Regions from separate parts of the Homo sapiens genome. Here region 2 is linked to region 1. Evidence: read pairs that join two places in POLR2A ChIA-PET (ENCODE). Cell type or tissue: Panc1. All regions are shown on one strand. Links, peaks and the distances in the headings refer to the core of each region. The heading gives the core; the rest is flanking DNA.

What was found. ChIA-PET counts read pairs that join two places held together with the same protein. Peaks named below come from ENCODE experiments on the same cell type or tissue, not always from the same donor. Only the 100,000 strongest peaks of a DNase experiment are listed, where the experiment ranks them.
Region 2: POLR2A ChIA-PET joins it to region 1 with 9 read pairs; 10 of 35 experiments call an interaction of 5 or more read pairs at or near these places.

Annotation. Positions count from the first base shown.
Region 1 is chr4:168,648,047-168,650,968 of GRCh38, reverse strand. The region is part of intron 2 of PALLD (palladin, cytoskeletal associated protein); the gene reads right to left. It overlaps PALLD-AS1 (PALLD antisense RNA 1), which reads left to right and starts at 2,382. Exons shown (of 2, transcript XR_001741449.3): 1 at 2,382-2,477; 2 at 2,625-2,922. LOC124900808 (a long non-coding RNA gene) reads left to right here. Exons shown (of 3, transcript XR_007058360.1): 3 at 798-817. In Panc1, for the core only: no CTCF peak of the experiment used is centred there; a DNase peak (open chromatin) is centred at 1,848.
Region 2 is chr4:168,837,718-168,840,639 of GRCh38, reverse strand. The region is part of intron 10 of PALLD (palladin, cytoskeletal associated protein); the gene reads right to left. It overlaps LOC124900809 (a long non-coding RNA gene), which reads left to right and starts at 2,061. Exons shown (of 2, transcript XR_007058361.1): 1 at 2,061-2,922. In Panc1, for the core only: no CTCF peak of the experiment used is centred there; no DNase peak of the experiment used is centred there.

The sequences.
Region 1 (2,922 bases), core at 336-2,835:
TCTTTAGAAAGCCATCTGTAAATACATTTATGTATTTAGCAAATAATATCATCAGATTGTACATATTTTACATAAAGGAGGAAAGAAAGGGATATTCAGAAAGTACTATTATACTTGGTAATACTGTTATACACATATGATATGCATAGGGCAAGAGGGTTCTTGGTGGAGATGGTGGCAGGGTATGGGTACAGTTTTCCAGTTGGGAGCTATGTGAACATCTAAAAGGAAAATGAAGATATTTAAAATACAAGCCAAAACTCATAATATTGAAAATTGCTATAACCAATGTGGGAATATAATTTGGTGTAAGCTGTTAAAAAAAGAATTTGACAAAATTTAGGATACATATACAATTGACCCAGCAGTTTCATTTCTAAGAAGTTGTGCTTAATTTACTCACAAAAGGACACAAAGACACAGGAAAGACAAGAATGTTCATTTCAGCACTTTTCACAAAGGAAAACTTGGCCTAAATGTCCATCAAAAAGGAAACGGCCATTATGGTATCCTGCATAATGAAATACTATGCAATCTTTAAAAAGAATGTTAGACGCAGCTGTCAACAACACATCGTAGACTAACTGTAGACTTCTATTCTATACCATCGTGGTTTCACTGAACAATATATTTTTGGAGGGTTGTAACTTATCTTGAGAGGAGGGACAGAGGCTGAGGGAAGAAGTTAGAGAAAAACTTTAACTTTTCACTGTGGAAAATTCTGCATTTATTTTCACTGCAAGCAAATATAAATCTTTCTCTTTTCTTTTTCTTTTTTTTCTTTTCTTTTCTTTCAGATGGAGTCTCACTCTCGTCGCCTAGGCTGGAGTGCAGTGGTGTGATCTCAGCTCACTGCAACCTCCGCCTCCTGGGTTCAAGCAATTCTCCCGCCTCAGCCTCCTGAGTAGCTGGGATTACAAGCATCCACCACCATGCCTGGTTAATTTTTGTACTTTTAGTAGAGATGGGGTTTCACCATGTTGGCCAGGCTAGTCTCGAACTCCTGACCTCAGGTGCCCGCCTCAGCCTCCCAAAGTGCTGGGATTACAGGCGTGAGCCACCATGCCTGGCCACTTTATATATTTTAAACTTATTAAAATGTACAAAAGAGAAACCTGAAGAAAAACAAAATGATATTAGAATACCCCATTTATGCTGCATTTTAAAAGATGCAAAGAAATACATACGTTTTAGGACCATTATGTTGTAGGAAAAGAGACTTGCATTATTATTTCCTCATTCCTTAACTATGGAGGTCTTTTATACCCATATTTTATTAGTACCTTCCTCATAAGGTTGTTATGCAAACAAGGTAATGCATATCTAACCTCTGCTATGGGGCTTGATGCATGTTACCCAATAAAGTTAGCTGGCTGTTATAATTTCTTTCCAAAGCTAAGGAAAAAGACCATTGTGGAGGCACAGAAAGCAAATTAAGAAAATAAGTCTCTGACTTGGGATGCAGGCAACTAATGTCTTCCACGTTTCCTATTTGAGAGCACTTCCATGACACCTGGGTTATATATTAATGTGTTCATAATATTGGCCTTTGTTTCTAAAACTTCCCACTATTATGAGGGCCATTGGGGGCTTTCTAAAACATGGTCTTAATAAGAATCAAATTGAATCTGATTAAAGAAAACAAATGTTAGCAATTGTTTTATAAACTTAAGTATATAGTCTGAAAACTAGATCTATTGATGCAAAGAGATACTAAAAAAACTCACACCAGCCAGCGATTATCTCATCTTGCTGCAGATAGGAGGTGAAAAATACCACACTGTATTATAAATGAGCGCATGCAGAATGTGACACGTCAGGCTGGTATTCTGTTGTGCTTCCTTAACAACCAAGCAATAGCTTATAGGAAAGTTCTTGGCTCTGCTGAGTCAAAGTCCCAAGAACAGGATGCTTTTTATCCATGAAGTGACTCTTGAAGAAGTAAAAGAAGTCTAAGTTCCACTCCTTAAGCAGTCTTTGGGTTGGATCTTGAAAACCTTGCTGGGAGGAGAGAGAAGCTAATTATGAAACAAAATGGAAACTTGCATATACAGGAGAAGATGACAAGGTGTCTACTTACAGCTTTTACTCCAGTGGTGATGGGAGCAGGGTGAGAGAGATAATAAGCACTTAAATGATACCACATGAATAAAATAATTTCAGACAGGGAAATGTTATGAAGAAAACAAAATACAGTAAGAGTGATTGGAGCATATTAGGTAGGGTAGTTGTAGAATACAGTGAGGTAATTTAATGATGCAACAATAGTGCCTTCCACCAAGTTTGTGTAAGCATAAAGATATCAGCACATAAGAAGAACATTCATGAAGAGACCTTAAAAGCAGATGCTTGGTGCAAAAGTACTCATGCCAAGAGATTCTCTAATAATGCGCAATGCATCACCTATCTCAAAAGAGGCTCCCCAAACCCTCGGATTTATTAGGACTAACTGGCCGGTCTCTTACTCTCCAGACAAAGTACTTACACTTTCTTCGCTGACAGCATTCTCTCTTATTAATTTATACCCATATGGACCGAAAAAGCTTTCACTTATGACATAATATAGAATTTGCATCTATCTCTACAGTAACATGACCCATTTTTCCCCCTTCATTATGCCATAGATTTCTACTTTTTCTCTCTCAAGTTGCAAAACAACTATTTCTAATGATGGATTAAAAACCTGAAGCTGCTATTCCATTATGAACCTCTATCTAGTAGCTACTGCAAACTGCTCAGCTCCTTTGCTTGAAACCTCCAGGAGGGCTCTGGTGAGTAAGAAAAGCAGAAGAAAATTGCTTCCGGGATTGCTGGGTAAGAACTGCCTCTGGTGCTCTCTGGAGCATACTATCTCTTTATAAGAAGCAGACAAACCAGGAGTCAGGGGGGAGTTCACATCAAATCACCTTCAGAAGCTGTCAA
Region 2 (2,922 bases), core at 267-2,766, 190 kb before region 1:
GAGCTGTCAGACTACGTTGTTCATTTGTACCCTGAGTCAAAGAAGTTGATCTGGGTAAAGGTCTGGCAGCTTCACACCTCTGGTCGTTTCACTAAGCATCCACCACGCTTCTGAGTAGCTCTGGAAAAGCGGGAGATGAACTGATATTACAATGGTATACTTTTCTAGGTTTGCAAACTGACAACTCTTGGTGGTTGTGTATAAAGAAGGGCCAAGGAATCATGAACTTGGACAGCTGCCTTATTAGCCCTAGCTGATTTTTTCTGCCCTTCAAAGACATTTGCAAGTTCTTGTATATCACTCTCTCTCTTGCAAATAAAAGCTTCTCCCTGGAGAGGCGAGCTCCTTATCTCTTGTTCCTGGGTATCTTACAGTCACTTGCCAGGACAGATTTATAGTTGCTGGTGTGGACAGTATGTACTCAAACGTTCTCTGTTACATAACAAAATGGTGCAATGTGAGAGAAGTATGGAATACATTTGGATTCATTTTGTCTCTTAATAGAGCCAAAAATAGATTTTTTTTAAAAAAAATCTACATCTTCCACACAAATACATCCATTTATAGTTATGAAGACAAATAGAAAATGAAGCTTTACCAAGAAAAACCACAAGTTTTTCTAACTCCAGTTTTGAATCAATCTATTTGAGGTTTCACTGGAATACACTTTATTTACTTCAATATTCTGTCCCTGGGCAGATTTTGCAGACTATAGCAGAGCCTAGTCAAATGACAGGATCTTTAGTCAACCTTGAAACACGGAGAGCCCAATTTTCTTACTTTATGCTCTCTTTGGGGGCAAACTCATCCTCTCCCAAGGCTTAAATTACCATCTGTGGTGATAATTCCCAAATCATGGTCTCCCACTCAGATCTCCTCCCAGAATGGCAGCCTAGGTATATAATTGTGTCCTGGACATCTCCACTTGGAATGTTCAAAACTAAACTCTTGTCCTTACCTCTGTAAAACGGCGGCTCCATCTACCCAGGGTCTGGCAGAGCCCTGGGAGTAACCTCTGATGCACCCCCGTCCCTTACCCCTCCCATCCCCCCTCCCTCACCCCTCCCATCCCACCAACACCACTTGTAGTCAATTCCTTCTCCTAACTAGCCTTGGAATCCACCTGCTTCATCAGTTCCTTTGCCATTCGCTCAGCTGAGATTACCAATATCTAGTTCTCGTATTATTCTAACCGCAAGTAGCTTTCCCGTTTCCCATTGACTACCTACAGAGCGCCCACAACAGTGTGCCAGCCAAGAAGGAGTCATGAAACAGACATAGAAGGCTTCTTCACTGCCCCCAACAGGGGCACCATCTGGTGGGAATGAGGCTTGACTTAGGTGGTCCCAAGAGAATACTACAAAAGAGTATACAATTAAGAATTTTTAGCCAGTCGCGGTGGCTCACACCTGTAATGCCACCACTTTGGGAGGCTGAGAGGTCAGATCACTTGAGCTCAAGAGTTCAAGACCAGCCTGAGCAACATGGCAAGACCTCATCTCTATTAAAAATACAAAAAATTAGCTGGGCGTGGTGGCGCATGCCTGTAGTCCCAGCTATTTGGGAGACTGAGGTGGGAGGATCACTTGAGCCCAGGATGTCAGGGCTGCATCGAGCCATGATCATGCCACTGCACTCCAGCCTGGGTGAAGGTAGTGAGTTCATGTCTCAAACAAAAAAAATTATTTCTTAGTCTAAAACTTAATCCGTTATGGGAATGAGATTAACTCAATGAAATAATTAACAGTAATTGCTATACAAGTACTGTTTTGGGAACTAGGAACATCACAGCATTTCAGAAAAGGGAGAGAACAATGTGACAATTAGGACGAAAAGCTTAAATGAAATTTCTGGACAAGTGTGTAGGTTTCCTGTAGCAGTCACTCAACAAGCATTAACCATACACATAGTAAGTGCAGGACTCTGCTCCAAGTAAATGACACAGCAAAAAAAAAAAAAAAAAAAAAAAAAAGGAGTTAGAAGATAATCTCTCTCCTCAAGAAGTGAACTAGAGAATTCTGATCTCCAATATACTGTGGAAGGATGTTAAGAGTCAGAATTTGACCATGGGCAGATCCTGAGTGTACATTTCACCAGCTAAATTCAGGCTCCCTTTCTGCCAGGTGACTGTTTCACATCTCTCTCCTCAAACTGCACCCCCGGCCCCGCACTCCCTCCCCGACCCTCGCTCCCCACTGATGACCACACTCCCCATTCCACTAAGAAAACAGAAGCAACACAGAACTTCCACGAGCTTCCATTGCTCCTTCCACCCAGCCCTCATCTGTGCCCCCAGATTCCGCCTGTTTTCTGGGGCTACAGGAGAATCAGCTCTGTGCTCTTGGCTGAGGTCAAGCCCTCTGCTTGTGCACAAAACCCCAGCCGCTCTAGGACATCCCTCCAGCAACTGTCCTCATCTTTCCTGACCTTGGGATAGAAAAGGCCAAGCCCTTCACCAGTCATTCTTGGATACCTCCCCAGTCACTTGCTGCAGTAGAAGCAGTGACTGATGAGGGTGACATGTACTCAACATTTGGTGTTACGACATAAAATGGGTTGCTGCGAGAAACAATAGCGTATGTACTCCTGGACTGATTTTGTTATCTCACAGCTGTCCTTCAGCCTGTATTCTCTACTTGCCTGAACTGCAACCCCAACCTGGCATTCCTCATGCTCCCTAGATCTATTTTACCACATAGCACATAACTGTATCTGAGGCACTAGCTGTTTAGTTTGTTTTGCTTACTGTTCATCTCTTTCCACTGGCATATAAGCTCCACGAGGGCAAGGATTTCGGCATATTTGTCCATTTCATTCACTGCTTTACTCCCAGAGTCTAACACAGAGCCTGGGCCACAGGACTTGCTCCAAAAATATTTGTTGAATTAATGAGGTCCCAGACTTGCCATTTCTGATCTGTGT